Regions from separate parts of the Homo sapiens genome. Here region 1 is linked to region 2. The links are chromatin loops, found by intact Hi-C in ENCODE. Cell type or tissue: PC-9. All regions are shown on one strand. Each heading gives the region's core, and the rest is flanking DNA. Links, peaks and the distances in the headings are about the cores only.

Region 1 (10,888 bases), core at 998-8,997, 240 kb after region 2:
CCAGAATCCTACCCCATAAGCTTCCTGCTTCGCATGTCCCTACAGAGCCTCCACGGAACCTTGGTAAGAAAATCAATTGAGTCACTAGATATTACAAAATGCTACCTTAGCCAAAATAGTTCACATATGACAGATGTTTTCCTCCTTCAGGAGCCAAAGGTAATTTCTCCTAACACATGAAATAAATATCAGCCAGTGACATCTTGCTACCTGGAAACAGAACCTTGCATTGGTAACCAGCTCCAATGTCGATTCTAGTCCACAGTCATCAAGCAGCTTCATTTTTAGGATACATCATTGATTTTAAACTAAAAAATCTGCTTTAAGTATACCAGGAAAGAGAATAATAACTAAGCATTGTTTTTTCTTTCATGTCCAGTAGATACTTTCTTTCTTTTTTATTTTCTTTTTTGAGACAGAGTCTCGCTCTGTTGCCAGGCCGGAGTGCAGTGGTGTGATCTTGGCTCACTGCAACCTCTGCCTCCCGGGTTCAAGCGATTCTTCTGCCTCAGCCTCCCGAGTAGCTGGGACTACAGACATGCACCACCATGCCTGGCTAATTTTTTTTTGTATTTTTAGTAGAGACAGGGTTTCACCATATTGGCCAGGCTGGTCTCAAACTCCTGACCTTGTGATCTGCTGTTGAGTGGTAAACTCAGCATTATCAAGCACTTACCATACATTAAAAGTTTTTCTCACTTATTTTTATTTTTATTTATTTTTTGAGACACAGTCTCACTCTGTCACCCAGGCTGGAGGGTAGTGGCACGATCTCGGCTCACTGCAACCTCCACCTCCCAGGTTCAAGCGATTCTCCTGCCTCAGCCTCTCAAGTAGCTGGGATTATAGGCATGCACCACCATGCCCAGCTAATTTTTGTATTTTTAGTAGAGATGGGGTTTCACCATGTTGGCCAGGCTGGTCTTGAACTCCTGACCTCAAGTAATCCGCCCACCTTGGCCTCCCAAAGTGCTGGGATTACAGGTGTGAGCCACCGTGCCCGGCCTCTCATTGTTTATTTGAACATCATTATCCCCATTTTATAGAAAAGATTATGAGGCTCAAAACAGCTATGCAACATCTCCAAGGACTCACCACCAGTTGGTGACAGAGTCAGGATTGGAATCTCAGGTTTTTCAGCTCCAGAGAAGGCACCCTCGAATATGCCAAGGTGGGTGTCAGCAGAGTCAAGTTCTTCCCCCGGTAGACTGCCTGAGGACTGCTTTCAGTCCCACCAAGAAACTGACCCTAGGCTACAAGACCCAGAGTTCAGGGAGATGCATGATGCATGCACACGGGTCTGGGGCTCCTTCTGAGGACTCCTCTGCACCTGTCCAGGGCAGTCTGGGGAGATGAGGAGTTTGGGGGATCTACTTTTTATCTTTAGTCTGTGTGAGGAAGTGAAGACCCGCCTCAGCAGTCTTGCTGACAAACTGTTCTCAAGAAATAACTAATGATGGACAGAAACTTCAGATCCTCTTTTGCTAAAGAGTTGAAGGGAAAGGCTGGGATTCCATTTGTTTTTTTCAAAAAATAGGTCAGATTCTGTGCAAACGCTAGAAACCCTGGCTTCTAAAGGTAACTTCTAGCCTGGAAGTCTACATAACATCATTTTATGCAGTTGGAGTGACATAGTCTCAGATTTGGACACAGGATTCAGCACTACAACACTGTGCAGCATAAATCAGGTAATTTTTCAACTTATTCTGAAACATTTCTACGCAAAGGAGTTGAGAATAATTTCAGCCTTTTCCTCTGCATGGTAAGTTTATCAAAATGATCATAATCCCTTACATATAAACACACTTTATGGATTACAAAGTACTTTCATGGATAATCCTTGCTGAGTTAAAAACAAAAGGTGAAATTAAGAAAAAATATCAGTAAATGGCGTTAGCTATTATCATATATCTTTACATTGTAGGTAAGAAGAGGATGAGATGAAAGGGTTTTATATTAGAATAAAAGTCAAGTTCCAACTTCTAACTGTTCCTGGTTATCAATAAAAAAGTCAATGCTTTTTAAATTAAAAATGAGGTGCTGCTATTTATGACTTGATAAGTTGTAAAATGCCTTTCCTATCCTTCCCAATGGTCCTATGCCCCATTATTAAATTTTAGGCCTGCAGCTCATATAGATGACATAGAATGCAGCTCCTATGGATTAACTGGCGTAGGTAAAGAAAAGCAACTAGAACAAGAAAAATAAAACTAAATGTGTTTCAATGTCATTTAATGAAAATACAGTAGAACGCTTCTACCCCTTCATGTTTAGGTGGCACAGCTTAAAAAGACTCAGGCCATACAAGGGCTCTTGAACTTCTTGCTCCCAATAAAGGAATAAGAATGCTGATGTGTCTCAAAAAGTGGGCGAATGATATGAACAGACACTTCTCAAAAGAAGACATTTACGCATCCAACAAAGATATGAAAAAAAGCTCATCATCACTGGTCATTAGAGAAATGCAAATCAAAACCCCAATGAGATACCATCTCACGCCAGTTAGAATGGCGATCATTAAAAAGTCAGGAAACAACAGATGCTGGAGAGAATGTGGAGAAATAGGAACACTTTTACACTGTTGGTGGGAGTGTAAATTAGTTCAACTATTGTGGAAGACAGTGTGGCGATTCCTCAAGGATCTAGAACCAGAAATACCATTTGGCCCAGCAATCCCATTACTGGGTATATACCCAAAGGATTGTAAATCTTTCTACTATAAAGACACATGCACACGTATGTTTATTGCAGCACTAGTCACAATAGCAAAGACTTGGAACCAAAGCAAATGCCCATCAATGATAGACTGGATAAAGAAAATGTGGCCGGCCAGCCGCCCCATCCGGGAGGGAGGTGGGGGGGTCAGCCCCCCGCCCGGTCAGCCGCCCCGTCCGGGAGGGAGGTGGGGGGGTCAGCCCCCCGCCCGGCCAGCCGCCCCGTCCGGGAGGGAGGTGGGGGGGTCAGCCCCCCGCCCGGCCAGCCGCCCCGTCCGGGAGGGAGGTAGGGGGGTCAGCCCCCCGCCCGGCCAGCCGCCCCGTCCCGGAGGGAGGTGGGGGGGTCAGCCCCCCGCCCGGCCAGCCGCCCCGTCCGGGAGGGAGGTGGGGGGGGGGTCAGCCCCCCTGCCCGGCCAGCCGCCCCGTCCAGGAGATGAGGGGCGCCTCTGCCCGGCCGCCCCTACTGGGAAGTGAGGAGCCCCTCTGCCCGGCCAGCCGCCCCGTCCGGGAGGGAGGTGGGGGGGTCAGCCCCCCGCCCGGCCAGCCGCCCCGTCCGGGAGGGAGGTGGGGGGGGTCAGCCCCCCCGCCCGGCCAGCCGCCCCGTCCGGGAGGTGAGGGGCGCCTCTGCCCGGCCGCCCCTACTGGGAAGTGAGGAGCCCCTCTGCCCGGCCACCACCCCGTCTGGGAGGTGTGCCCAACAGCTCATTGAGAACGGGCCAGGATGACAATGGCGGCTTTGTGGAATAGAAAGGTGGGAAAGGTGGGGAAAAGATTGAGAAATCGGATGGTTGCCGTGTCTGTGTAGAAAGAAGTAGACATGGGAGACTTTTCATTTTGTTCTGCACTAAGAAAAATTCCTCTGCCTTGGGAAAAAAAAAAAAAAAGAAAATGTGGCATATATACACCATGGAATACTATGCAGCCATAAAAAAGAATGAGTTCATGTCCTTTGCAGGGACCTGAATGAAGCTGGAAACCGTCATTCTTAGCAAACTAACACAAAAACAGAAAACCAAACACTGCACGTTCCTACTCATAAGTGGGAGTTGAACAATGAGAACACATGAGCACAGGGAGGGGAACATCACACACTGGGGCCTGTCGGTGGGTGGGGACTAGGGGAGGGATAGCATTAGGAGAAATACCTAATGTAGATGACATGTTGATGGGTGCAGCAAATCACCATGGCACGTGTATACCTATGTAACAAACCTATATGTTCTGCACATGTATCCCAGAACTTAAAGTATGAAAAAGAAAAAAAAAAAAAAAGAATGCTGATGTGTCAAAGTCATCCTAAGAAAACTGTACTGCCATGCCATACTGGCATAAAAGGCTACCCAAATCTCCTTACAGTACCATACGATTTCTCAGAACCTAATATCTGCTGCTGAGACCAATAACTATTAGAGAATAGATTTTTGAGGAATGAGTTTTATTGCAGTAATTCTGACCAAATAGCAATTAATCCATTGCTTTTCCCTTGGGATGGCTAAAGAAGGCAGCTGCAGACACATACGTACTGGTGAACACATTATTTGGCTGCCATCGGGTCTGAGCTGCTCAGAGGACAGCTTTGAAGCACTGATCGGTGGAAGAAGCCACACCTGGTGGGATTGGCCCATGCAAACTACAGGTAAACATTCTCAGCCGAGTCTTGCCAACAATGGCAATCTGTGCCTCACACAGTCAAGAACACTCTTGACAAGAACTCAGCCGGGCCGGCGCCATCCAGCCTGACTCAGACTATGACCAATACTTCTTCAGGGTAATATTTCCTGCAGGGCAGTGGCACTCAGCCTTGGCTGCACAGCAGAATCACCTAGGGAACCTAGAAACTTTCTGTGGCCAGGCCTTCCACCCAGGCCAATTAAAATCAGCACCTCTAGAAGTGGAAACTCTAGTATTGGTTTTCTGAAAGCTGCCCAGAGGGTTCTAACGTGCAGCCAAGCGTAAGAAGCACTACCATAGGGTGATATTTGGGCTTGAGCCCAGGTGGTGAGAAGCCTTGGTAGAGGAACCTGCAAACCACCACTTGCTTGGGGAAGTCTGCATTCCTCCCAGTCTTGAACAATTACTGACAAGTGCTTTATTTGTCTGCGCTCATTAGGGTCAATCTGATTCGTCTAGGGATATGAGAAGTGCTATTTGAGATGCCTTTGATTTTTCTTCCTGAAACATTGACACAATGATATGTACTCAACACCTACTTTGTGAGAGCCTGGAATTTGGTAAAAACAAAACAACATACTCAAGTGAAATATTCATTTCTGGGGTGATTTCATGGAGGGAGGGCGAAGCACATATATCCACCAACAGCGCAATGTAATGTACCACTGAGTGGGTGGGGACGAAGCAGAATTACAAGTGTTGTAAATATCATAGAACTGTCATTAAATTGGCCCTGCCAATTTTGAAACTAAAAGTTTATACTGCAAGAGTGTAAACATGAAGAAAATAAAAAGGAAGCAACTCTTACCATGTCCTAGTTACCTATGGCCCTCTTCTCCTGCATTTTATTGTACTTTTCCTGTGCTTGAGGATTTCAAAGAGAAGCACTATGTGTGCAATGGTGGGCAAGTGGGAGGCCTGGCCTTGAGGGAGACAGCTTCTTAGAAGAGATATTCCGTATGGAATTCTGGGTTGAAAATTCTTTTCTTTAAGAATGTTGAATATGGACACAGGAAGGGGAACATCACACACTGGGGCCTGTTGTGGGGTCAGGGGAGGGGGGAAGGACAGCATTAGGAGATATACCTAATGTTAAATGACGAGTTAATGGGTGCAGCACACCAACATGGCACATGTATACATATGTAACAAACCTGCACGTTGTGCACATGTACCCTAAAACTTAAAGTATAATAATAATAAAAAAAAGGAAGAGACATTCCAGATTTGATAACACTCAGAAATTCATCAACGGAAGCCTATTTGTCAGATTACTCCGGATTTGAGTCACTGATTGCTTGGGGGCTGATATTTATAAAACAAAGATATTTTATTAGAATTGTTTAAGATGTAAATCTCACTCACAATGGTAACAGGTTCCAAGAACTTACCTGCTTAGGATACGAAGCCGGGTTAGGAGGCAGAGTTGATAGAAATGAATGACATAAAAAAGTACTTACTGATTCTCTCTTTTCTTCTTAAGTGGGTCCATGAGGCGCAGAGTGTCTCTGATCACAGCCACTTTCACTTCTTCATCAACGAGGCTGGGGACATTTTCAAACACCCCTGGAGAAAGCTTGAACGGGTAAGGATTCTGTGTCACAGTGGAGACCGTGATTCCGTGCCAAGTGGCTATCCAGCTAGCTCCAGGGGTTATACTAGTAAATTTTGCTTATGCTAATCTATAGAAGAAAATTTTTAAAGACTTCCTTTATACTACCTTAAGAATGTCGATTTCCTTTTATAAATTAACCAAATACATGAAGAGGAAAAATAGCACTATGTTTTTCTAATTATCAAAATGATACATGCTCACTGCAAAAAATTAAGAAATATAGAAAGGGGTTAAGAAAACTAAAATAATCCATATAATCCTCTCTAAACCCAATATTGATATCTGCTGTATTTCCTTCCAGTTTTTTTAAATGCATTTTTTGGGGGAGGGGGAGAAAAATATAACCACTGCTAAATGTATTATTTATCTTAGTGATTCAAGTATGTCAACATGACTAAATCATACTCATAGAATTTCAATTAGTTCATCTCCTGAGGCTAATTAGTTCATGTCAAAACTGATGGGAAGGCTCAGCTGCTTCTAAGTTTCCAAACCTTCAACACTGGAAAAACAGCATGCTGGGAAGTGACCACAGGTCAGATAGGCTTTGTATTAATAGTCTATGTTGAGAACTCAACAAAACTGAAATTATTTGACTTGAACAGAATTTGGCTATGAAAATCTGAGAATGTCCAATCTTGTTTTGTTAAGTGAGCAACATGAGGGTAGGAATATTCAGCTGTATGGCAACATAGTCAATGAGATGCTCAAAATACTTACTTCGTGCTCATGTTCGATTCTCATACTGGGATTTGCATTTACTTCAAGTAGTATAGGCTTCAGATTTTTCATTAGAAGAATGTCAAAGCCTAAAATCTGGGCAGGATAAACACAATTCAGAATTACTGTCTCTATTGAGTATGGTATTAGGGTCATTAAGTTGAAAATAAATTCAAACTCAGTCCCCAACCTTGGCCTTGACCCTGGCTTCTCTTGTCCACAGCCCCTCTTCCTCTGGGGGTACTTGTCAGACCAAATGGACAGCAGAAAATTTTACAGGAACCTTGATAATGGGATGAGTTCCCACAGTGCGTTTCAGCACTGTCTTTGTCGTCTGAAGGGCTGTTGATGACCTCTTTCTTCTTTAACAGGTTTTTTATTATGTTGAGGATGAGTAGTAGCCCATCAATTTCTCCCTCTGCCTTTTCTTCTGCTCTCGTTTACTAAGTGGCTTCTTAGCTAGCTCTCTGAGAACCTAAGGCTGCTTTTGCAAACCTGAGGTATACATCAGTGTCATATAAGGACCCCGTTCAAAACCACCACATCAGCTGGGCTTGGTGGCTCATTCCTGTAATCCCAGCACTTTGGGAGGCCGAGGCAGGCAGATCACCTGAGGTCAGGAGTTTGAGACCAGCCTGGCCAATGTGGCAAAACATCGTTTCTACTAAAAATACAAAAATTAGCTGGGTGTCGTGGCGCGAATCTGTAATCCCAGCTACATGGAAGGCTGAAGCAGGATAATTGCTTGAACCCAGGAGGTGGAGGTTGCAGTGAGCCAAGATGGTGCCACTGCACTCCAGCCTAGGTGACAGAATGAGACTGTGTCTCAAAAAACAAACAAACAAACAAAAAAACCCACCACATCCCTACAGAGTCAGAAGTGCTTAGAGCGGAACCCAGGTGAATGTATTTTAAATAAAGCAAATTCCCCAGGTGATTCAGATACACCCTCTTAGTTAAGAAGACAGGAATATTGATTAGGCACCTACTAGGCACCCATTACTATACAATGCACTGATTATTCATAGTCTCACTGAATCCTCATGACAGCGTATTTGAAGAAGGGATTATGTGCTCCACTTTACAGAAGCAGAAACTGAAACTCAGGAAGGCCAATGGATTTCCCAGAAACCGCCTAGCTAGTTAATCAATGACAGAGCTGGCTTTCACACCCAAGCAGGACTGACTACACAACATAAAAATGCAGGGCCCTTTGTTCAAAAAGGATGAACAGTTTCACATAGTTAAACCAAGCTCAGAGCCCTTCTAAGCGCAGGGCCCTGTGTGACACCCCTGCACAGGTGGAGTTCTCCAACACCGTCTGCTTCACGCCTGCTCTTAAATCCAGCATTCTGCCTTGGGTGAAGCTTTGTCTTCCAGTCACTCGGGTTTCTTTCTATTCCTTACAGCTCCTACAACTGGGGCCAGCCACTCATGAGCATCTCGTTCTCTCTGCCTAGAACAACTCTTCATCTGGATAACTTTTGCTCATCCTTGAGATCGCTGCCCCTAATGAGATTCTGATTCAGACGACAAGGACTTTCGATTTTCCAGAGGACTCTCATTATGGCTACAGAAGTGATAATGCAGAAAATTTCTAACATAATTAATAGAACCCCAAAGTCTCAAAAAATTAATGTGGAGAATAAAGAGAAAAAAGAAAAAGATAGGGTTGTAGACTCCCCTTCTCTGTGGATTCAAGGAGGAAAGATGAGGGAAATCCATTTACTAGTCTATATAGAATATGCATTAGTTAAATGATAATTATTAAACTGTAGCTCCATCCTTATTAATGAAATTAGAGCCTGAATGACCATTTTTGGGGGCTGATTCAAGATGAAGTTATTTTTCAATGAAGGGCAATAAGGATGAAAAGTTGGGAAAAGTCATCCTCACTCTATTTTTCTTTCCTTGGTCATGAAAAGAAAGAAATGGAAATTCAGTAGAAAATGTTGCATGGATTATAGATCTGCTTAATAATACATGACAAGTGGATGTGAGTGATGAGGCCTTTTAGAGACTCTGGTGACATCATCAGTCTAACTCCAGACCTGGTCTGAGACATGTGATGTTGATGAGGCTACAGAGAGCAGCAGGCTGTGGTGATGACGTTTATCATCCTTAGTCATCAACTCTTACTTTTTGGTATATTTTGTACTTTCTCAGCCTGGTGGACTCTTCCCAGTTCAATGCCCAGTGGTTTCATGAATGTGAAGGTGGGAATGCTGGGAGCTGGAGCAGGGGTGTTAAAGCCTCATCAGCCCTGTCTACACCCACCAGTGGCATGAAATTTTCCAGAACCTAAACTTGAGTGCATGTTTTTGAATATGCTGGGTCTTGTATAGGAATGCTTTGGAGTTAGAAAGACCTGGGCTCCAATCCCAGCTCAGTCCCTTACACTAGCTACATGACTCTAGGTAAGGTACTTAGCCACTCTGAGCCTCAATGATCTCATCTGAAAAATGAGGATAACAATAGCTATCTGTCAGGGTTGTTGATAATGGCAGTGAAAAGCAATACCTAGGCCTATGCTCATCATATAGAAGGTACTCAATATATGCTATCTCTTTCCAGTTTCCTGCCAATTCCACCAAAAAGAAATGGCATTAGTGTGCTTTGTAGTCAAGAGGGGCTCATTTCATATCTTAGTTCTGCCTTTAACTTGTGTGACTACAGGCAAGTTACTTAGCAGCTCTAAGCCCAAATTTCCTCATCTATAAAATGGAACTATGAATGTTACTTACTTACCTTAGTTCATCCATTCAGAAAATATTTATTTTTAATTTAATTTAATTTTTTTTTTTTTTTGAGACAGAGTTTCTCTCTTGTTGCCCAGGCTGGAGTGCAGTGGCACCATCTCGGCTCACTGCAACCTCCGCCTCCCAGGCTCAAGTGATTCTGCTGCCTCAGCCTCCCAAGCAGCTGGGATTACAGACACGTGCCCCCATGCCCAGCTAATTTTTGTATTTTTAGTAGAGACGGGGTTTCACCATCTTGGCCAGGCTAGTCTCCAACTCCTGACCTCAGGTGATCCGCCTGCCTTGTCCTCCCAAAGTTCTGGGATTACAGACGTGAGCCACCGCGTCCGGCCCAGAAAATATTTATTTAATGCTTTCTATGTCCCAAGAACTATTCTAGCTGCTGGAAATACAACAGTGAACTAAACAAGTCTTAGACTCCAGTAGGGGAGAAAAGATCAAATAAAGATAATGCAATATAACATTTTTTGCACAGTGCTTGATACATAGAAAGTGCTTAATGAGAGCCAGCTTTATGACATTTTTTCACAAGTTCAAGGAAATATGCATGATTTTCTTTTCAAAAGTCCAATAAAATATGTAGCATCAATGGATCTTAATAAACAGAATCACAGAACTGGGAGATATGTAGAGTTATCTTGTCATAAAATCACAGAATGTCCCAGCTGGCAGAAAATCAGGTATTTACTTGGTCCAGTGGTTTTCAAACCGGGGTTCTTTTCTGGGGTCCCAAGGGAGAGGCCAACCAGATCAGATCAAATTTGACCTTTTACCTATGTGATAAACTGGGGTTCCCAAGGAAAAAGCTTTATTTATTTATTTATTTATTTATTTATTTATTTATTTATTTATTGAAAATTCACTTTGTGCAGACAAGGAATGTGCAGCTTAGCATGGGGAAAGCCTCTTTCCAAGTCCCTCTAACGGAGCAGGAATTGTAAATGGAGAGCTTTTCAACCATGTGATATTCTGCCTCCCCAAGTAATTAAATCAGCAATTATGTGTTGATCACCTTCTACTTGAGGGGCTCCCTGGGGGGTTTAAAGATATCTGTCCTTCATTCCCGACCTCTAGAAGCTTCAAATCAAGTTGGGGAGATTCCTGAGCCATTAATTATAAATTTATGCAAAGGTTCCAAACTACATCCTAACAGCAGTGGTTCGTTCCTGAGCCCCACGCCTACCCTTCCATCTGCATCCACAGTATCCCCAACTGGGAGGTCCTAGAGTCCACAAATTCAGCGTATCCAAACTCACTCTGTGGTCAACTGTTTCTAAGATGGTCCCAATGATCCCTAACTCCTGGTATTCATTCCTTTTGTGGAATGCCCCCTCGCACACACTGGGGTGTGACCTCACCTAGTAACTTGTTTCTAACAGATAGAATAGGGCAGAAATGATGAAATGTCA
Region 2 (10,888 bases), core at 2,034-10,033:
TCCTCTGAAGTCTTGAAGGAGTCCAGCCTTGAGGAGGAGGGTGCTCCTTACCTCTGCTATCAAGCGGGGTAGGCCTGGCCTCTCCATCAAAGAAATTATAAGTAAACAGGTGGGAGGACTCTAGCACACCATTAATTGCTTTACATAGGTTGTCATTAAATCAGAGATAGTATATGGATGGCTGGTGGCCAGATGTAGCCCACAAACAGGTCTCATTTGGCCCGATGGGGTGGAAAGTTTTTGTTTTGTTTGTTTGTTTAAAATCATTCACCAACACTAGAACATTTACCTTAAACATTCACCTGAAAATCTAGGTTTCTGGCTTCTATTTTAAGACAGATGTGGCTTCAGTGGGCCTATATTCCTATAGGGCAAATAATTGGTTTCTTCAGTTCACCTCAGACTCCTTTTCTCCCTGGAAGGCTCCTCCCAGCAACCTTGGGAGGTGTGTGGGTGTGTGTGGGGTTATAGTGTTCCCATTCTGCAGATAAGGAGCCTGGGGCCCAGAGGGGACCAGCTGGGCCACTCCACAAAGCTGTTGGTAAGGTCAGGACTTGAACCTCCATCCTCATCTCCACGCTTTGTGGTTCTCACTCCACCTCGCTGCCTCCCAGCCATGTCCAACCCCCACTGGCCGCCAAGGAAAGAAAGAAACTTTTCACAGGCCTAATGACTCAAAAATAAGCAACAGTAAGCCTGAAGAACTGTTCCTATCTCCCTCCTCTCCCTTTCCACCCTTCCCGAGGCCAGAAGGGACATGGGAAACCTATTCATTTAAACTCAATTATTTTCTCGAAGACAGAACAGAACTGAATTGGGTCAACGGCTATATTTGCTGTGCTCAGCTGTTTTCCTGCAACAGCATCACCCGCCGGGTCTGTTGCTGGGCCCTGCACTGCCAGGCTCACCAATTATAGCTCCATATTGGTAGCCATTCCTTGGGAAGCTTGGCTCAGGAAGAGAGGAGTCAGTGAATAGAACCTATCACCCTCTCCTTTTTCGCCCAGCAGGCTGCAGGGGCAGGGTCCCTGGGCCAGTGTGGGTCCAGGCTCCGTAACTGTGTGGTCAGCACCTCCAGGGACCTAGGCTTCAGGTATTAGACATTTAATGTCCAACACCTATCTGTAGGGGAGGTGCATCTGCAGCAGAGTTTCTGCAGATGAGGAAACTAAGGCTTAGAGAAATGAAGTGCTTGTGGGAGAAGCAGACCTTAGAGTCAGGCACAGCTGGCACTTTCTAGCTGTGTGACTGGGAGCAAAGAACCTGACTGCCTTGCTCCTCTGATCCCACCTGTAAAGGAGGCATAATTTGACATACCTCACAGGGCTGGGCTGTCCTGTTGTAGATGGGTTGCAGTGTACATGCCAGCAGCCTGCCCAGGGTTAACCCTCCTGGCAATGAGAAGTGTGCACCATGTGCCAGGCACAGAAGTTGGTGGGGGCACAGAAGTTGTTGGGGACACAGATCTCTGAAGAAGGATATGCTTGGACATCGTTCTCTCCAGATACCTTTCCTGATTCCCTGCTCCCAAACTGGAAATGCTCCTGCAGTCTCTCTAGGTCCCCTGTTGGTCCAGGCCCTGCCCTGGACACTTTTCACCACATCTTCTGGGCCTACAGCCTGTTATATATATTTTTTTGTTTGGTCCTAATATTTGTGTACCTTCCCCTCTCTACTAAACTGCCAGTTTCCTGAGGACAGACCGGGTGTCTTGTTCACCTGTTTGGCTCCTGGTGTCACTTCCTTCCCAGCTGGGTGGCCTTGGACTGGTTGTTTAACCCGGTGCACCTGTTTTCACATCTGTAAAATGGGAACAGTGATCTCTCTCCCTCTGGCACATGTCACGGCAAGGAGGTTAATATCACACATGGCAGCACTGTGCCAGATGGCTGACGGAATGGAGTCTAGAGAAACATTGGGAGGAAACCAAAGCAGAGGCTGCCCCTCTGCCCTCCTTGAAGTAGGGAGTATCTAAGGAGGCGAGGCATAGTGGTTATAAATGCTGTCTTGTTATAGAATTGCTGTCTGGTTACATGGGGAAGTGGGAACAGAGTGGTGGCCAGTGGGCCTTTCCTTGTCTCCTCCAGCTTCTTGCTGCAGAGTGCTGGGCTTGCCCCAAGAATGGACTGCTCTGGCCTCACGGTCATCTCAGATTGCCCAGTGGGGCTGGGGCTGGGGCTGGGGCTGGGGCTGGTTGGGACCTACCCACAACCACTGACCTCCAGGTGCCCGGGTTACAGTACCTGGCATTAGATCTCTTCTTTTGGGGTCTGGGTGTAGAGCAGGATCTCCCTGCACTACCCCACGATATTATTGCTGATCTCAGGGTTGGGGAGTGTTTAGGGAGGCTTGAGTTCCCTGACCTTTCAGGAAGCATGCATGTGAACTTAGGCCTCGGACCTCGTGTAGACATGGTGTGGTGATGGCTGGGCCCTACTCTGGTGGGGTGGACGCAGGACTTGGGGACTAAGCAGCAAGTGACCTAGCCACAGACACAGAAATGGCTCTGGTGGGAGCCCAGAGTGGCACTGGACTCTCTGGGGGGCCAGGGCTGAGGGGACTGCCCAGGTTGATCCCGGCGTCTTGTACAATAGAACCAGCAGTCACAGGCTCATAAACTGTAACCGTCCTCTTTCCGTTGCCTCTTGGTAGCATTCAGCCCCTGGCACACTATGCTGGGTGTTGCCTAGTACTTGGCACTGTGACAACCAAGAAAGAAAAATGCTGACCATGTCTCACTGCTTGTTCGAGTAAATTTACTCTATATTTTTTAGAGATGTCGCATGGGTGGGAATTTACTCCCACTAAATGTTTTGATGGAAACATTACATTTTTGGAGTGAACATGTGTCAACATCACTGTGGAGAAAAGGTTCCAGGATTCTCTGCCAGCCAAAGTCATCACCATAAGACACTGGTTGGGGGCCTGGCAGGCGGAGGTGATGCGACCAGGCTGGTAGTGGGGCAGAGGTAGCCAGATGGGTAGGAGTCTGCCTGGCTGGTCTGGAGGGAGAAGGGGATCTGAGCTGGGGGAACTGAATAGGTGGTGAGGAGGAAGGGAGTAGGGAGGCTGTGGGCTGATGACATACATTAACCACCCACACAGCTCAAAACTAGGTGAGTGGGGAGCTTGAGGGGCAGGAACAGCGAGCAGAGGCTCTGAAGTGTTGAACACTGGCAGCTCAGACCCGAGGGACAGGCTGGGGCCAGATTGTTGAGGGTCCTAGAATCCCAGCTCCCACCAGTAACTAGCGATGTGAGCTTGGGCAACTTTTCCAACCTTTCTGTGCTTCTGCTTCATTTTTAGTAAAATGTAGCATGGATAGCCACAGCTTATGGCTCTTTGGAGAATTAAAGGAGATAATGTCTGTAAAATACCTAGCGCTGGGCCTGGCACATAGCAGGTGCCAGGACACATTTGCTGTTTGTTGGTGATGATAAAGCCACACAAGTATAGATGTACTCACATAAATTAACAGCTGGTGCACTGAAACTACTTCCTGAGTTGGCCCTCAATCTAATACCAAGTTTGTTTTCTCACCTTCAGCTAAGTACAACTGGTCTCTTCAGAAGCCCTTGTGGTCTCTTGTACCTTGTGGTACAACTGTGGTCTCTTCAGAAGCCCTTATTCATGAACAGCCAGGCCCTGGGCTGACTTTGCTACAGGGCATCCGTCTCTGGCCCTGTACCTGTTTCTGTCCTACAGACGGATCCTGGGGCAGTTGGTGGGTTTTAGCAGCACCCTCCTTTAGAAAAAGCCTCTGTCGTCTGCTCAGTCTCTAGAAAGAAGAGATGTCTCCTCTCCCAGGATGCATGCATCTCTCCCCACGGGATGTACAGGCGTTGCCTGGAGGTATTCCTTGACAGTCGTGGCCCAGACTCTCTTGTCATTCAAAGAAATGGGAAGCTTTTTGAGGTGGGAGGGTTTCAGACTCCCCCAGAGAGCCTAGCCCAGTTGCTGAGGACATCTTCAGATCTGAAAGAAGATAAGACAGGAGCATCCTGAGCTCTGGGGAGAAGACGGCCTGCAGTGTGTGTTTCTCCATCACTCACGTATGGAATCCCTTAGGCCCTGAGAACCAGAGATGAACAGACCCCAAGGAAGGCCTGGCAGGGCAGGCAGCAGTAGCCAGGAGAAGGGAGTCAGACCAGGAATTCAGGCAGAGAAAGGGAGAGATTGTGCACTTTCCTGTGCCCGGGGCCACTGGGAAGGCTTCCCTCAGGTGGGGGCAGTTGAGCTGGGCCTTGAAAGGTGAATGAAAATTAGAAATGGGGGCAGGAGGGGAGCCTCGTGGAAGCAAGTGTGTGACTGTGAGAAAGGCGGGGCATGCACTGGGAAGAGTAAAAAAGGAGGCGGGCTTTGTGACTGTTCCCTGTGATAAGCTCCAGGTATAAAGGTGAGGAGTGTGCAGGGACAGGTAGGACCTACTGATGGGCGAGGCCCAAGGCTCTGGACTTGTTCTGTGGCCACAGGAGATGCTGAAACCAGGAGTGACTGGATCAGGGCAGCTTCTGAAATTCCCCCAGCTACACGTGGCCAAGAATGGTCACTGTGTACTCTGTACTTTTATGTGTTACTAAAGATGTTGCTGGGCCGGGCGCGGTGGCTCACGCCTGTAATCCCAGCACTTTGGGAGGCCGAGGCGGGTGGATCACGAGGTCAGGAGATCGAGACCATCCTGGCTAACAAGGTGAAACCCCGTCTCTACTAAAAATACAAAAAATTAGCCGGGCGCGGTGGCGGGCGCCTGTAGTCCCAGCTACTCGGGAGGCTGAGGCAGGAGAATGGCGTGAACCCAGGAAGCGGAGCTTGCAGTGAGCCGAGATTGCGCCATTGCAGTCCGCAGTCCGGCCTGGGCAACAGAGCGAGACTCCGTCTCAAAAAAAAAAAAAAAAAAGATGTTGCTGAAAGGAGCCTGCAAGCGGTTATGCAGACTTCTGAGCAGGGGCTAGGAAGGAGGGCACAGAGGAAGCAACAGCAGACAGCTGGTGAGGGTGGGAGACCCACTGGAGATGGACATATTCTGACCCTCAGATGCAGGCTCATTTCTTGTTAGCTCGTGACTCCTTACTATGAGAGCTGTCATGCAAAGGAAAAGGCCCTGTTATGGGGCCCTGTTTTCTTATAACAAGATATTATAACAGTGGGGATGACTCAACAAGGGGATGCTTCTTGCCTGAGGGAAATCTAGGAAGGCTTCCAGGAGGAAGGACTATTCAGATTGAGGAGGGAAATGAGGGGGCTAGTAAAAGGTGCAAAAACAGTTGTCTAGGGGTGAGGCACACTTTCAGATGTAGTTGGGTCAACTTGAGCAAATGACTTAGCTATTCCAGACTTGATTTCATCTATAAAGTGGTCACAGTATCTGCCTTGCCTGTTTGTTGCCATGATCATGAAATCAGTGGGAGCAGACCTGGCTTGGAGCCTGCACCCTGGAGGGAGGTGGTGCTCAGAGGATGCACTCTGCTTTCGCCTTCCTTGTTGGTTTGGCTGCTCTGGAGCCAAAGGGGGCTTCTCTGGCCCCAGGACCTCTCTGAGACTCTATCTTCACCTCTCCCCTGCTAGGAAATTTTATTAAGACATTGGATAAACAGATGACAGCTCTGAGGGAAAACTTCTCAGAAGGAAGGGGACAGGACACTAAGTGCTCTTCTGGCTGGGAGCCTTTTAGGCAGTAGGGGGAGCTGGGTAGCTCTTGGGGCTTTGGTGGTGTGGACTGATGCAAATGTGGGCAGACGGGGTGGTGTTGGATCGCCTGGCCTGTGTGCACGGCAGAGCTGAGCCTGGAGCCTAGGGCCCAGCAGGGGATGGAATGAGTCAGGGACTTTCCAGGTTGGGGGCTGCTGCTGGGGACACAGTAAAACCTCTTCACCAGTCCTGCAATAACCCCAGACAGTATCCTGCCTGCCTGTACACAGTAGGTGCCTGACACAGTCTGCAGCTTAGTAGGAGCTCAGTAGTTGTTTGCTAAAACAGTGGCGCAGGCTGCAACTGCCAAGGACTGACCTGGGGTCTGTGATGCCTTAGGGTGGAGGATGCGAGGAGCTGGGCAGGACCTAGGTGGGACTCCAGGGTGTGGCTCTTGTTCTCCCACTGGCTTCTGTTCATATTTACATCGGGAGGCTGTGCAGCCTCGGGTTCCTGGCCTCAGCTGGATTAGCACCTCTTGCTGGTGGCTGTAAGGGAAGGAGGTGTGACGGTATGATACCCTGCATGTGGTAGAGACTCAGTAAGTGGATACCATTGCGGTGGCTTCTCTGGTGGGATGGGAAAAAGGGTGACCCCAGGCAAAAATACCTGGTTGGCTGGGTGTGCCTTTCCCCTAGGGGTTTTTGTTTCCGTGTTTAAATGACCCAAGGATGAATCTCCAGGCCAGCAGGTGGGGCAGGGGTTTGTCTGCCCCCAGGCTTCTGGGCGCAATCGGGAACCTGGGCAGCTCACACAGCTCACCAGCCTGTCTCCTCCTTCCCTGCACCCGACCTTTCCCTTCTGTCCTGCCGGACTAGCCGGGTGCTTTCCAGAAGAGAAAACCCGGGACTGCTGCCTGGGAACCCAGTGCCCTTCTCAGCTTAGGCTGTCTAGACCCAAGTCGGGGTGGGGAGTCGGGTTAGGGGATCATGGTAGACAAACCCCTGGCCTTGTCTGGACCTCAGTTGTGTTCACTTGTTAAAATGTTGGAATGGAAATGTGGGGAAGGGAGAGCGTTTGCCTTGGTTGGGTCTCTGGGCTGCGCTGGTCTAAGCCCGACGAACCCGGGGTGGGGCCAGCGGGCCAAACTGGAATGCGCCGCGAGAGCCGGGCCGCGGGCAAGTGAGGGGCTGGCGGGGCCGGTGGGGACCCAGACTCGCACGAAGGTGGGGAAGGAGTTGCAAGGCAGAGACCCCCGAACCCCTGCTCCAGGGCCTGCGCGTCCCGCCCGCCCGGCGTGCCGAAGCGCAGCGGCGGGTCGCTAGCGGGAAGTGGCTGCAGCTGGAGGCAGCTGGCCGCGGAATGTCACCCGCTGCCGGGCCTGGGAAGGGCTGGGCCTACTGCTGTGGGGTGGGGGGCGGGTGGGAGGGCCCGGAGGGCTGGGGCTGGGGCGGGCCGCTTCCGGGCTGGAGAGGGTTTGGGGCGTGGCGCAGCCCGACGTTAGTCCGGAATGCTCTGGGAGCAGCGCTCGGGGGAGGTTACCTTGGCGCGCCCCCAAATCTTTTGGTTCCCCCGCTCCTGCCTTCCACTGCTCTGGCTGACCTGGCTCAGACCAGCTTGAAAAATGCATTCATTCATTCAGTACATCTGTCGAGTGTCTACTCTGTGCCAGGCTCTGGTTCGAGGTGTGCTGGGCTTACCGGGGCGTGCAGGTCCCTGTTCTCGTGGACCGGACATTTTCATGATAGGTAAAAGACAGAAACAAACAAGATGACTTCAGGGTAGTTCTGTGGAGAAAATGAAGCAGGGTGATAACTTGGGAGGTGGGAGTTGCCCCTTTAGCTAGAGAGATCAGGGAAGGCCTCTTCCTGGGACGGGACTTTGGGTCTGAGACCGGAATGAGGAGGAACCAGCCTTGCCCACGGAATGGCAAATACAAAGGCCCAGAGGCGGGGCTTGGGGCAGGATATGACCTTGGGCGGAGTCAGTATGTTAGGGGAGGAGCCTGTAGGGACGGCTCCTCCCTCTTTCTTGACCCAGACCTCTGTGCTCTGGCCTGCACCCTGCCCAGAGGCCCCAGAGGGCGACTTGCCATGGCTGGAAGCGATAGTTTGCTTTCAGGAGTGTTTCTCGTCTTCTTGGACCTGGAGGTTGTGCCATGTGGTTACCTGCATGGAAGACGGTAATTTTCCACTTGTTTCCTGAAGGACACGGAAACCTTTAGATGTTGTCATCACTGTGTTTATTTAAGTCATTTTTGAAATTTCAGCTTGGAAGACACAGATTCAGCACGTGCCTTTCGGGAAGGGGAAGCCCTCCTAGGCTCACCTCTTAGATGCCGGCCCGGCCGAGAGGCCCCCTAATCTGTCCAGAAGAGCTGCCTGGGTGAGCACCACCCTTGGGAATGGGCCTCTGTGGCCTTGGACTTCTTAGTGACAACTTCGGCAAGATCCTGGGCCGGGCCGGAGGGGCTGCTCACTGGAGACCTGGCCATCTTCGGAAGCCAGATCTGGCTCCAGAGCCTCGGGGGTTGCAAGTGCCCAGAACCAGGTCAGCAGAGAGGCCTGCGCTCCCACCACAAAGGTCTGTTTGAAGTCCTGTGGGAGGGAGGACAGACACCACAAGGAAACTTCCTCCCCGGTGGGTGGGTCTCCAGCCAGGTATGGGGTCAGACAGGCTTTGGTCGGGCTGGAGGGTGAGGAGCTGTTTCTCCAATGAGGCCTGGTCCCAGGACTGAGTCCTCAGTGGGCAGGGCTTGTTGGTGTGCTGTGAAAGTGCAAGGCTTGGGGGACTGAATGGGGGACTCCCTTGGACATGGGAGGAAGAGTGAAGGTGGGGGCTGGGGTTGCTAAACTGGTTCCTCCTCCAGGGAAGCAAGCCCTGCCCTCCTGGAGCTTCCAACCTGGAGGTGGGGAGGTGGGCTGGGGGGAAGCTTTAGGGCACAGCTCAGAGAAGGCCAAGCAGGCAAGGTTGTGGGGCACCTGGAAGGTGGGTGTCCAGCGGCCTGGCTGCTGACCTAGGCTCAGGGAACCAGCATTTGGTGGGTGAGCTGTGAGGAACGGGCCTTGACCCTAGGCTGCAGGGCTAATGAGGGCCTTTAGCCAGAGGCTCCCAGCACAGGTGAGGGGGAAACTGCCGGTGCCCCTGTGCCCTCGCGCTCTCCCAGCCCTGCCTCTCTGAGACAGATTTAATAATCCATGTCTGTCTCTCTCTCTCTCAGTTAGTATTGCAGGAGGGAAGCTTTACTTCTAAAACTTTTATTGATCCAGACACTAATAAAAGTAAAGGGTTTTTTTTTCTTCTTTCCTGCTAGAGCAAAGAACATCAGACATCAGAGCCCTAAAACACAAATGTGTTTTCCTCCTCCCTAGATCTGGGAGGGAGTTGTGGGTTGGCCTTGTTCAGATCTAGCCTCTTCAAGAAGCCTCCCTAACTTCTCAGGCCTGCAGTCATCCACCTGTTCCAGAGCAGTTAAACGAAACTGCCACATGTGCCTCTGTCTGACCCCAGAAGGCTGGGCTGTCACAGAAGCTTTCCTTCCCACCTGAGGTCCCCAGGGTTAGGGAGAGACGCCATGGGAGGCATTCAAGACCTGGCTCTTGATTTCTTGTGTCTCTCAGGGTTTGGGGTTTGGTTCTTTGGCTGCTCTGGTCTTTGTTTTTGCATCTTGATTTCATCAGGACTTACTGAGCTCTTATACTGTGTCAGACCCTCTCTTAAGACACAGAAATACAACACGTAGAGCTTGGCCACACACAGCTTACCTTGTGATGGGAGAGGCAGATAAGAAATAAGCAGAGAAACAAAGTGATTCTGCTTTGGGAAACATAGTGAAGTTCCCCTACTGAAATGTGAGTCAGGGAATTTCTGTCTGCTTTGTTCAGCACCTGTGTTCCCAGTGCCTAAATAGTGCTTGGCACATAGTTTGCACTTAAATATTTGCTAGCTGCATGAGCAAGATGCTATGAAGGAAACAAGCCAAGTGTTCCACTAGGGAGTAATGGGGGCAGGGCAGGACCTGTTGTAGATGGAGCAGTCAGGGAAGGATTGAGTTGCAGAAGATGCCAGAAGCCTGCCAGTTTGCTGTTAGAGTGTGCTGGAGCAAGAACTCCTAGCCTAGGGAGCAGCAAGTACAAAGTCCTTGAGCAGGAAACAGAGACTTTGGTGTGTGTGGTGGGGGGCGTTGGGTGTTGCTGGATGAGGTCAGAGAGTAGGTAGGTCATGACTGCCAATGTCTTTCACCTGGGTAGCAGTTCAGATTTATTCAGTGCAGTGGGGAGTAATTGAAGGCTTTTAAGGTGAGGAGTTCAGTAATCTGATTTGCATTTCTGAAGGGTCCCTCTGACTCCCCTGGTAGGGGTAAGGGGAAGCCCAGTGGTTGGGGAGGCTGCCCGGACAGCAGGCTGCCTGGGGAAGATGGAGAGGAGTAAACAGGTATGAGGGATTTCAGAGGGGGTAGCAGCAGGATTTGTGTTGGATTGGATTCCAAAGGCCAGGGAAAGGAAGGGCTCCTGGCTTTGCTACTGAGGCTCCACGCTGGACATTTCAGACGTGAAGCTCCGAGAGGTGTCCCAGAGGCGCTGTCAGGCAAGCATGGAGACACATGGGTCCGGAGCTCAGAGGAGGATAGGGCTGGGGATGCACTTAGGAGTCGTGAGCATGCTGGAGGTATTTAGAGCTATGGGAGTGGAAAGAATCACCAAAGGAAAGTGTTGTGCTAAGGAAGTGTCTCCGAAACAGCCCTGAGGAGCTCCAGCACTGGGAGGAAAGGAGGTGAGGTGCTAGCAGCCTGTGAGAACAGAGGAAAGCTGGAGCAGGGTGGCCTGGGTTCACGGGGTAGTAAGGCACAGAAACTGGTTGACTTTGGCAACATGAAGGCCTTTGGTGTCCTCAAGGAGACCCAGTGGGGTCGGAACAGACAGGTGTGTTGAGTAGGAAAAGGAGGTGAGAAGGTGGCGGGGACAGCAGTGAGCAAAGAAGTGCGTGAGGACCCAGCTGGCCCAGGATGTTGAGGAGGGGAGGGCCAGGGAGGGGCCTGAATGTTCTCTGTCCACAGCGTAGGTTTACCAGCAGCAGCTGACCCAGTGGATCTCAGCCTGGAGATTCTGATTCAGGAGCGCCGATAGGCCCCCCACAGTGATCTTTCCCAGCTCTCTGAGCCCTCTCCACCCACTCTCTGGAAGGCTTGCTCACTGTGCCCTGTCACGTTTTTGGACTGAATGCTGAGTCTGTTGACCCTGTGTTCCCCCCGTCAGCCCCT

Evidence for each region. Peaks named below come from ENCODE experiments on the same cell type or tissue, not always from the same donor. Only the 100,000 strongest peaks of a DNase experiment are listed, where the experiment ranks them.
Region 1: it touches region 2 in a loop (3-fold over the local background); 15 of 110 quality-filtered maps call a loop at or near these places.

The regions. Positions count from the first base shown.
Region 1 is chr9:121,968,164-121,979,051 of GRCh38, forward strand. It overlaps TTLL11 (tubulin tyrosine ligase like 11), which reads right to left. Exons shown (of 9, transcript NM_001139442.2): 5 at 6,721-6,816; 6 at 5,846-5,961. Among named protein-coding and RNA genes, the nearest start is that of TTLL11, 120 kb to the right of the region's middle. In PC-9, for the core only: no CTCF peak of the experiment used is centred there; a DNase peak (open chromatin) is centred at 4,598; H3K27ac peaks cover 1,828 bases.
Region 2 is chr9:121,729,505-121,740,392 of GRCh38, forward strand. All of the region lies in intron 3 of DAB2IP (DAB2 interacting protein), which reads left to right. LOC105376257 (a long non-coding RNA gene) reads right to left here and starts at 7,546. Exons shown (of 3, transcript XR_930314.4): 1 at 7,329-7,546; 2 at 6,007-6,176; 3 at 2,740-3,975. RefSeq lists an enhancer at 8,365-9,141. In PC-9, for the core only: a CTCF peak has its summit at 5,649 (motif pointing right); DNase peaks (open chromatin) are centred at 5,737, 6,317, 7,707, 8,317 and 1 weaker place; H3K4me3 peaks cover 4,014 bases; H3K27ac peaks cover 3,424 bases.